Regions from separate parts of the Homo sapiens genome. Here region 2 is linked to region 1. A link is an interaction called in ENCODE POLR2A ChIA-PET data of the cell type or tissue named here. Cell type or tissue: Panc1. All regions are shown on one strand. Each heading gives the region's core, and the rest is flanking DNA. Links, peaks and the distances in the headings are about the cores only. Region 1 overlaps GLOD5 (glyoxalase domain containing 5). Region 2 has its middle 7.0 kb from the start of WAS.

Region 1 (5,375 bases), core at 52-5,051:
GGAAAGGCCCGGCTCTAAGCCATGGAGGGCCCTGTGCTCAGGTGTGCAGGGCTGGGCCGGGGCTGAGGGCTGGCTCCTCCCCCAGTTTAGCCAGGGACAGGTGGAGAGATACAAAGGTGGCTCACGCAGGGTGCCCCCAAAGCTGTCATGATTAAGGCCATGTGGAGAGAGGCTAGGAAACACAGCGCTGACCTTGAGCTTTAGGAGAGGAATTCAGAGGCCCCTGGCAACCTGAAGGGGACCTTGAAGAGGACCCTGTAGGAAGACAGAACACTTCCCTGTAGAGGAGGCCAAAGGAGGAAGGACATGGTGTTCCGGGCACTCTGACTATAGGGATTTTATATGCTGTGGTGAGAAATAAAATGGATTATATTTTTGTAGAGTGTGTAAAACGGGGCTTGGCACACAGTAAGCCTTGTGTGATTACTATGTCTTTTTTTTTTTTTTTTTTTGAGACCGAGGTTTGCTCTTGTCGCCCAGGGTGGAGTGCAGTGGTGCAATCTCAGGTCACTGCAACCTCTGCCTCCCAGGTTCAAGCGATTCTCCTGCCTCAGCCTCCCGAGTAGGGGATTACAGGTGCACGTCACCATGCCCAGCTAATTTTTGTATTTTTAATAGAGACAGGATTTCACCATGTAGGCCAGGCTGGTCTCAAACTCCTGACCTCATGTAATCCACCCACCTTGGCCTCCCAAAGTGCTAGGATTACAGACGTGAGCCACTGCACCCAGTCCTTTGTGTGATGACTATGTCTTGATCATCATTTTATAAAGCAGGCTTTGTAACTTCACCTCCAAGAGTCTGCAGGATCCAGACCCTGCCTTGCCCTCCCACTTATCTCTCACTCACTCTTGGGTTCTGAGCTACGCTGGCCTTCCTGTTATTGAAGACAGCCATCCCTGCTCGTCCTTGAATTTGCAAGGATGGAGCTCCGAGTCTGCAAAGCAGGATCTGGGGAGTGAATCTAAGCTGGCAGGGAAGAATAGAATAATGGGAGGAATAGGTGGAGTTTATTTCTAACAGACTATCAAAATGATGCAGATGTGGCCAAAGCAGTGCTTAGAGGAAATCTATAGTTCTAAATGCACAGATCAGAAAAGTAGAAAAGTTGAAAATCAATGACCTGAGCTTCCCTATCAAGAAACTGGGAAAAGAATGGCAAGTGGAACCTAAGAAAGTAGAAGGAAGGAAATTATAACAGCAGAAACTGGTGAAATAGAAAGCAAAGATACAATAAAGCCAACAATGTTAAAAGTTGATTCTTTGAACAGATTAATAAAATACTAGCAATGTCTATTTTCTCTCGAGAAATTAAGAAAATATATGGATTGCCAATATCAGGAATATAAACAGGGTATTGTGACAGATTCTACAGATGTTAGAAGGTTAATAAGGGCTGGGTGCAGTGGCTCATGCCTGTAACCCCAACACTCTGGGAGGCTGAGGAGGGAGGATTGCTTGAGCCCAGGAATTCAAGACCAGCCTGGGAAACATAGTGAGCCCTCACCTCTACAAAAAAAAAGAAAAAAGAAAACAAAAAATAGTTGGGCATGGTGGCACACACCTGTAATCCCAGCTACTAGGGAGGCTGAAGTAGGAGGATTGCTTGAGTCCAGGAGGTTGAGGCTGCAGTGAGCTGTGATCATGCCACCATGCTCCAGGCTGGGCAACAAAGCAAGACCCTGTCTCAAAAAGGGAATTAAAAAAGAAAGTTAATAAAATTTATTTCAACATATGACTTTATTTTCAATGGAGCCAAAATGTCGGTCATTTTCTCTTTCTGCAGTTCCTATGTCCATGTGGATCTTTTGTATCCACCGGGAGAGCAAAACTCAGCAACTTTGCTAATGCCTCCTCCACTCAGGAAAATAGAATGGTACAGGATTTTTTTTAGCTGGAGCTCAGTGAAATCAATTGTTTAAAATGGGCTGGTTTCAATGGAACTAAACGCAGTGGAATAGAAAATAATAAAATAGCAAAGGGTAGAACAGAATAGAATGGAATCCAATGGAATCGAATCGAACAGAATAGAAACTAGTCAGACTTTGTGCCAAGCACTGTCCCTAGTTGTTGCAGTAGATATTTATTTATTGAACAAATATGATTGAACTAGTTGTTTGGGAAAGAGTGGGGAACAAAACAGACAGAAGTCCCTGCTCTTATGAAGCTTACATTCTAGTCAGGGAGACAGGCATTACCATCTGCAAAGGCCCATAAATGAAAGGTACAAGGGTGGTCCTTATGAGGAACAGGCTAAAGGACAGTGTAGATTGGAGTTCAAGAGCAATGGATGAGGCTGTAGAGATAGGGTGTCATTGTAACTGGAGTCTAGATTTTAACAAGATGACCACACATCATCATCATCATCAATCGTTTTATAGCACTTGATATGTATTAGGCATTGTTCTATGCCCTTAAAAACAGTACTTTTTTAAAACTCTCACAATAATCCTACATGTATAAAATCATGCTCATTTTATAGAAGGGGAAACCAAGGCACAGATAAATTAGATAAATTATTTAAACGTCAATCTGGTTCCAGAATCTTCTTTTTTTTTTTTTTTTTTAGATACAGTCTTGCTCTGTCACCCAGGAGTCCGGTTGAGTGATCATAGCTCATTGCAACCTCCGCCTCCCAGGCTCAAGTGATCCTCCCACCCCAGGCCCCCAAGTAACCAGAACTACACGTGAGCGCCCCACAACCTAATTTTCATATTTTTTTGTAGATACAGGGTCTCACTGTGTTGCCTAGGCTGATCTCAAACTCCTAGGTTCAAGGGATCTGTCTGCCTCAGCCTTCCAAAGTGCTGAGATTACAGGTGCCACCACTAGAATCTATTCTTTTAAGCATTATACTCCATTGCCTATAGTGCCAGACCACAGGTGCTTTATAATCCTGTAGCATAGATACTATAAATATTCAAATTACTAAATAATTCAAGTCAAGAGAAAGATCTGATGGGAAGTGTGCTGAGGGCGGGAAAGTGGAAGGTTGGGGAGTGGTCCTCCCTCTGGGTGTCAAGGTGGATCTGTAAACACGCACGCCCAGAAACCTTCATTTCTTCTGAGATGCCCCCTTCTTGTCTTGTTCTCTGTGACTGAAGCTGCAGAATGGGAAAGGAGGGGGCTGGGTAAAATTGGCCAATTCACAGGACTGGGCCTCCTCTGTGTCTTGTCACTTCTTGGAAAAGAGATGAATTCTATTTAGGGAAAAACAGGGGAGGGCATTGTCTTGGTCTCCACTCCCCTAATCTTCACTTCTGGAAGAGGAGAAAGGGAACAAGAAGGCTGGGTGCAGTGGCTCACCCCTGTAATCCCAGCACTCTGGGAGGCCGAGGTAGGCAGATCACTTGAGGTCAGGAGTTTGAGTTTAAGACCAGCCTGACCAACATAGTGAAACCCCGTCTCTACTAAAAATACAAAAATTAGCTGGGCGTGGTGACACACACCTGTAGTACCAGCTACTCAGGGGGCTGAAGCAGGAGAATCGCTTGAAGCTGGGAGGCGGAGGTTGCAGTGAGGTGAGATTGTGCCACTGCACTCCAGCCTGGGCAACAGAGTGAGACTCTGTCTCAAAAAAAAAAAAAAAAAAAAAAAAAGAAAAGGAAACAAGGAAACAGTGGAAAGTGGTCATGGTAGACATGTGGGCTCTCATGAATCCACACATGGGCAGTAAGACTCTACCAGTAAGTATTCTCTCAGGCCTTTCCCCTTGAAGGGGGGTGAGGAGGAAGTAGTGTAATTGGGGAGGTAGGGGGAGGTGAGGAGAAGAAAACACAGGCGTTGACAAGTGGCAATGTGGTCTCTTCTGACTTTTTTTTCTTTTTTTAGTCATGGAGGGACAGCAGTCAGACCCCTCCCCCATGTCTTATCCGTAGACTTGACCACATCGTGATGACGGTGAAGAGCATCAAAGACACCACCATGTTTTATTCCAAGATCCTGGGCATGGAGGTCATGACTTTTAAGGTAAGCACTTCCCCAAATGCCAAAATTCAGGTGGGCTAAAATTTGTTGATAACACTTTAACATATAACTTAACTCTAAAAGGAAAACCACAGGAAATCTGAGAGAAAATATAAAGAGATCAATAGAGGAGATTCCAAACTGAATATTTGGACTTCCAGAGAGAGAATGGAGAAAAAAGAGAGGAGGAAATTATCATAGAAACAATGCAAGATAACTTTGCAGTCTCTACATGGAAAAGGTTAACCAAGTATCCAGCATGTTGACACTTAACATGGATCCTTCTAAAATTATAGAACATCAAACTGAAAAAGTAGATCCTAAGAGCTTTCATAGAGATTAAAAAGTAGATTATCTACAAAGGAAAAAAAAACAAATATCAGATTTTCCAAGAGACCAGAGACCAAAAGATAAAAGGACACCTTCAAGATTCTGAGGGGAAAATTTTCCACCTAGAATTCTATGTCCAACCAAACTATTAACCAAAGGTAAATGTAGGGGCCAGGTGCGGTGGCTCATGCCTGTAATCCCAGCACTTTGGGAGGCCGAGGTGGGCGGATCACTTCAGGTCAGGAGTTTGAGACCAGCCTGGCCAACATGGCAAAACCCCATCTCTACTAAAAGTACAAAAATTAGCTGTGCATGGTGGTGCACGCCTGTAATCCCAGCTACTTGGGAGGCTGAGGCATGAGAATTGCTTGAGCCTGGGAGGCAGAGGTTGCAGTGAGCTGAGATTGCACTACAGCACTCTAGTCTGAGTGACAGAGCAAGACTGTATCAAAAAAAATCAAACAAAAATGTAAATGTAGAATAAAAGCATTCTTAGTCATACGAAGTCTTACAAAATTTCCCACTTGCTTTGAAAATTACCTGAGGCTATGCTATATCAAAATGGGGGAGTGGCCGGGCACAGTGGCTCACACCTGTAATCCCAGCACTTTGGGAGGCAGAGGTTGCAGTGAGCCGAGATCGCATCACTGCACTCCAGCCTGGGTGACAGAGCAAGATTCCATCTCAAAAAAAAAAAAAAAAAAAACCAACATTGGATGACTATGAATCTGGGAATATGGAAGACATGGAAGTCAGGCCACAATGGATCCCAAGAGGAAGATCCCAGAAAGGTACTTAGAGAACCATCAGTCCAGTTTGGAACAGGTGTAAGAAAGACCCCAGGAAAGACAGATCCAAGGGGAAAAAAAAGAGGTTTCCAGAGATTGAACTACCCTTGAGAATTTGGAATAACTTCAAAAAAGGTAAATGCAGAGAAAGCAAAAAATGCCTTACTAAGATGTGCTTCAGTAAGTGAATGGATGTATCAACTGTGGCACATCCAGACAATGAAATATTATTCAGTGATAAAAACAAATGGATTATCTGCCAGGTGCAGTGGCTCATGCCTATAATCCCAA
Region 2 (5,375 bases), core at 152-5,151, 88 kb before region 1:
AGAGACAGGGTTTCGCCATGTTGGCCAGGCTGGTCTCAAATTCCTGACCTCGGGTGATCTGCCCACCTCAGCCTCCCAAAATGCTGGGATTATAGGCGTGAGCCACTGCGCCCGACCCAGAGTTTCACTCTTGTTGCCCAGGCTAGAGTGCAATGGCGCAATCTCTGCTCACTGCAAACTCCGCCTCCCGGGTTCAAGCAATTCTCCTGCCTCAGCCTCCCAAGTACCTGGAATTACAGGTGCTCGCCACCATGCCTGGCTAATTTTTGTATTTTTAGTAGAGACGGAGTTTCACCATCTTGGCCAGGCTGGTCTTCAACTCCTGCCCTCAGGTGATTCGCCCACCCTGGCCTCCCAAAGTGCTGGGATTACAGGCGTGAGCCACTGCGCCCAGCCAGTTAATAACTTTTTAAAGCTTCCATGAGCAACTTACATCACTCACACATGCTATGCTAACACTACGTATATGTACATATTTATCACCTAATCTTCTGAAAACTCAATTGATCATAAGATTATAAACACACATACTGCATTTTTCCCTAAGTTGCCAAACTTAGTCTCCTCCCCCCACCAACCCCCACCAAAAAAACTCTTTCTCTTCAAGTTGCCATAATAAAGGTCTAAAATGGGGTTGATGATGGTGATAAAATCCTTACTATTTAAATGGCTACTGATTTATAAGGCAAGCTATATTTATTGGAATGTGGGATTCTTTTTAGCATTTTATTCTATTCAAATAGGCTTTTTCTTTTATTCATAAGCTAAAGATTTTCTTTTCTTCCCTCTTGCCTTCTTTAATTGTATTACTTTTGTTTGTGTTTCTCTAAAAGAGGTTATATAGTTTATTCTGTTTGACTATACCATATTACAACCATTAGGGCAAGATCCCAAAGAAAAACAATGCACCTCTCACCTCCTACGGCGCCTGCGCAGAGGTACTAAAGTGAAGTATGCATGTTACAAGGCCAGCCACCCTCAGAAACATTCAATGATGACTAAATGCTCACACTTTATCTGAACCTTTGATGTGTTGTACCCAGCTCTCTAATCCTCTGCACACGATCTTCCTCGGGACAAGACCTGATACAAAGATCAGTGTGTGTTTTCAGCAGTGGAGGCAGCACTGGGCTCTTTGAGTTTCCAAGCTAATTAAGGGAAATTTGTCCCAGTTGGTGAAGGCAGATGCCTTAGGGGTCAGTCTTCCTAACATTTTGGGCACCAAGTTAAAAAATCAACAGTCCCCCTTCCCTTCATCATGTGACTTACCCCAGGGCAATGAATTGGGTCCCCTCTGCTCCATCCCTATAAATCATACATTTATACATACTGTTACATATTTTATTCATTTATTTGTGAGACATAGTCTTGCTGTGTCACCCAGGCTGGAGTGCAGTGGCGCAATCTCGGCTCACTGCAACCTTCGCAACCCGCGTTCAAATGATTCTCCTGCCTCCGCCTCCCGAGTAGCTGGGACTACAGGCGTGCACCACCATGCCCGGCTAATTTTCGTATTTTTAGTAGAGACGGGGTTTCACCATGTTGGCCAGGCTGGTCTCGAACTCCTGGCTTCAAGTGATCTGCCCACCTCGGCCTCCCAAAGTGCTGGGATTACAGGCGTCAGCCTCCGCGCCCAGCCTTGTTACATACTTTCATAATGCTTGTAATATATACTTCTATTTCAACTTACATAAACATGAAATGTAAAAATTTCAATCTGTAAAGAGGTAAGTGGCTACCTCACCTACGATGTGGTAAATAAGACGTGTCAACGCAGCCATCCTGCCCCAGCCGACCAGACCTTAATGCTCCAAAACCATCCGTTTGCGCCTGGAAAACTGAGGAAAGTGTTTATTCCCTTACACACGCTTCGCCAAAGGCCCTGGCACGTAGGGCTTTTTCACTGCTGCGAACGTTAGACCGGCCTGTGATAAGGAGTACAATTAATCTAACTTTGGTATACTATATCCAGAGACCACAGGGGGCTCGCTCTGCGATTTATGGTGCGAGGAGGACCAGACACCCCCTGTGCCCGTCCTACTCCTGCAGATCAAACTCACAGCCACACTTTTCGGAATGAGAAACTGGACAGTAAATGAACGCAAGAACCATGGTGCCCAGGCAGAGAACCCCGCTGGGTTTGCTACGAAGGTTGCGGTGGAGGCGCCCAGTGCACCAGGCGCCAAGGCCCGGTATGTGACCTCACTAACCTCCGCCAGCGCGCACCCTGTCCTGCCCCTTCTCGGGCCAACAACCCCACACGACGCAGCGGTGTGAGAACCAGCAACCGGAACCGCAAAAGCACGGCTTTCCCGGAGCCCGGGCTCTGGACTGGCACCCACTGCGCATGCTCCAGAGCGGCGACCAATGGGAGCCCGGCGCGCAGGGACGGAGGCGGGCCCGGGCCGCTACCGAGAAGCACAGGGACCCGACTTCAGTCATCGACCAATCAGAGCTCACAGCCCCCCACACCCCCTCCCCCCCGGCCCTGAGCCAATTGCCAGCTCGTGTGCGGGAGGGCCGGGTCAAGACTAAGTCAAAGGAGGAGAGGGCAACGCGGTGGGCAGGAGAGAGGCCAACGGCCGCCCGGGGCGAGGGGAGCCGGTAGGACGGGACCAGGACTGGCCGACCCGGCCCCGCGCGGGGAAGGGGGCGCCTTCCTCCCACAACACAAAACGGTGCGCCCGGGTTGGCCGCCCCTCCCCAGTGGTGCGGCCCCGGGTGGACGCTTCCGTGCGCGCGTCCATGCCCAGCCATTGCGGGCTGCGGGCTCCAAGGGTCGCACACGCTGGAGAGTGCAGGTTGCCGGGTCCACCCACAGGGCTGTAGACACCCCTAGGGTCACACAGACAAGGCTCTGGACACCCACAGGGGCACACACATTGGGGAGTGGGCACTCCTGGGCTCACAAAGACTGAGGCGCAGGAAGGTAGGGCGCGCCCGCCCAGAGGGAGTTGGTGGTGGCTGAGGGTGAGGGCAAGGTAGGGACTGGGAGGAGACTTCTGGTTCCCTGGTTGGTCCTGGTGGGGCCTGACTGGGCCAGGGTTTTCCTGTGCAGGTGCGGGGAGTAGGGCGGGGTCTCTGGTTGGCGGGGAGGGCTCCAGGAGCCTGTCCCAGCCCTGGGGGTGTCTGGCTGAGCCCCACAGAAGGGAACTCTGAGATGGGCTTTGCAGCAGGGGAAAGAAAAGGGAGGTCGCGCATACTGGCTTCCTGACCATCCACCAATGGTGGTGGAACCTGGAAGCCTGAGGGAGGAAGGTGAGGAGGCGCTTGAGGGAGGGGGGAATCTAGGCGTCAGGGATGATAGTTCATTGATCCAAGTTACTCAGCTATTTCATAGAAACGGCAACAGTAATGAATAATTATAACACGTGCCAAGCTCTCCTGATCACTTTACACAAATCATCTCACTGCATCTTCACAACAACCTTAACTACTATTATCATCTTCGCGTTCTGGATGAGAGACCTGAGGCCCTGTAGAGGTTACCAGAAGGCACACAGCTGAGAAGCGCCAGGGCCAGGGCAAGGGTCAGGCTGTGCACTCTGGACTCTGTGTTCTGACCACTGCGTCATTGACTCTACAGATGTCTCTGCTTTCTGTGCTCACCCTGTCCTCATTCCGCCCCCGGCAGGACAGAGGGCCCCTGAAGCATCCATTTGCCCACAGCGTCAGTGAACTGTGTAGAACTCTCTGTGCAAGGGAGCTGGCCCCTGCGCACCCTGAGTCGTTTTTCTTCCCTGGCTCCCCACGCAGGGGCAGTGAACAGAGGAGAGGGAAGCCTTGTTGGAAGAGGGCAGTAAATCACAGCATAGCTATCCAGACTGCAATTATTTACTTAGTGCATTCAGGGTCTTGTGCTAGGTGGTGGGGATACCGCACTGAACCAGACAGACAAGGGTCCTGTTCCTGCCTGCCCTCGGGGTGTGTTTTGGGAATTCCTCCTTGAGGGTGCTTTGGCATTGAATGGGCAGAGGTCTGGTGCTGGGGGGCTGTCCCACACCAGCAAGACTTGTAATGTACATGAATGTGAATGTCATTTCAGGATAGTAAAAGGAGGCCTCCAAAAATGTTTCTTATTAAAAGGGAGCATTGGGTCTGAGGGTTGGGAAATGATATTTCCTTAGGTCAGGCCTGTCCCAGGAAGCAACCCTCAGTCAGGGATACGGAGGACCATGAAGATAGTACGGTGAGGGGAGGAGGAAGATACAGCAACGTAAATTTTGCCATCTTGGCCTCAGTTTGGTTTTAAAGGACAGCAGTTGGACCCTCCCCATGCCTAGGTCTCCTGCATGGATTCAGTCAGTGGTGGCCCAGGTGTGGAAGACACCCCCCATGTCTTATTACCTACTCTGGGCTTGGGGTGTGGTGATCAGGACCTTGTAGTCAATATCTTCCCAACAAGAAGCAAAATAAGAACAAGATATAAACAGGAGGTGATTCATCTGGTGCCCCTAGGGGTTGGAGGGGAAGGTGATGGGGTCCATCCTGGTTCTTGGGGGTTCCTGGTGTTTGCTGTATTACTGTGAAGTAAATTAACACTTCTGCTGTGTGAACTGGCTTGCATTAGACCAACTCTCCTGCTGAGAGCAACCAGAAAAGCTGGATTAAAGTTCCTGTTTTTGTTTTTGAGTCTATTTGAAGGCCCAGGAGAGCAAATTATCTTTGAGGTCATCACCTCACCAAGTACTGGCATCCAGTGCAGAACAGCAAGAGTTGATGAGAACATCAGACTAGAAGAACGGAGTGAAAAAAATTTAAATTTTTTTTAAAAAGAGTTTGTGGATACATATAAACGTAATAAACCAGCTCCAAATTATTGATGCCAGTCAATGGAGTAATCAAAAAATATGAATATGAAAAGTGATACTAAAATGATTAGTAAATCACTATAGTCTATAATGGGAAAACTCATTCTATTAGGGACTAAAATAACAAAAATGTGCTTTAAGTTTTTCTTTCTTTTTTTTTTTTCAAGAGCCGACGTCTTGTTCTGTTGCCCAGGCTAGAGTGCACTGAGGCAATCACAGCTCACTGCAGCCTCGATTTCCTAGGCTCAAGCAATCATCCCGCCTCAGCCTCCCCGACTACAGGCATATGCCACCACACCCAGCTAATTTTTAAAAAACTTTTTGTAGAGATGGGGTTTTGCTATGTTGCCCAGGCTGGTCTCAAACTCCTGGGCTCAAGCGATCCACCTATCTTGGCCTCCCAAAATGCTGGATTACAGGGGTGAGCCACCACGCCCAGCCTGCTTCAGGTTTTTTTGTTTTGTTTTGTTTTGTTTTTTAGAGAAAAATATACATTTTACACTTGTCTGCTACTTAGAAATAAGAACAGGAAATATACAACTTTAAAAAATTCATTCTCATACC

Evidence for each region. Peaks named below come from ENCODE experiments on the same cell type or tissue, not always from the same donor. Only the 100,000 strongest peaks of a DNase experiment are listed, where the experiment ranks them.
Region 2: POLR2A ChIA-PET joins it to region 1 with 15 read pairs; 2 of 35 experiments call an interaction of 5 or more read pairs at or near these places.

What each region holds. Positions count from the first base shown.
Region 1 is chrX:48,762,004-48,767,378 of GRCh38, forward strand. It overlaps GLOD5 (glyoxalase domain containing 5), which reads left to right. Exons shown (of 4, transcript NM_001080489.3): 2 at 3,832-3,969. Among named protein-coding and RNA genes, the nearest start is that of GLOD5, 2.9 kb to the left of the region's middle. RefSeq lists a cis regulatory region at 1-238, an enhancer at 3,022-3,316 and a silencer at 3,022-3,316. In Panc1, for the core only: a CTCF peak has its summit at 205; no DNase peak of the experiment used is centred there.
Region 2 is chrX:48,674,071-48,679,445 of GRCh38, forward strand. It overlaps a transcript of WAS not described here. Among named protein-coding and RNA genes, the nearest start is that of WAS, 7.0 kb to the right of the region's middle. RefSeq lists a silencer at 2,374-2,803. In Panc1, for the core only: no CTCF peak of the experiment used is centred there; a DNase peak (open chromatin) is centred at 2,371; H3K4me3 peaks cover 1,976 bases; H3K27ac peaks cover 1,384 bases.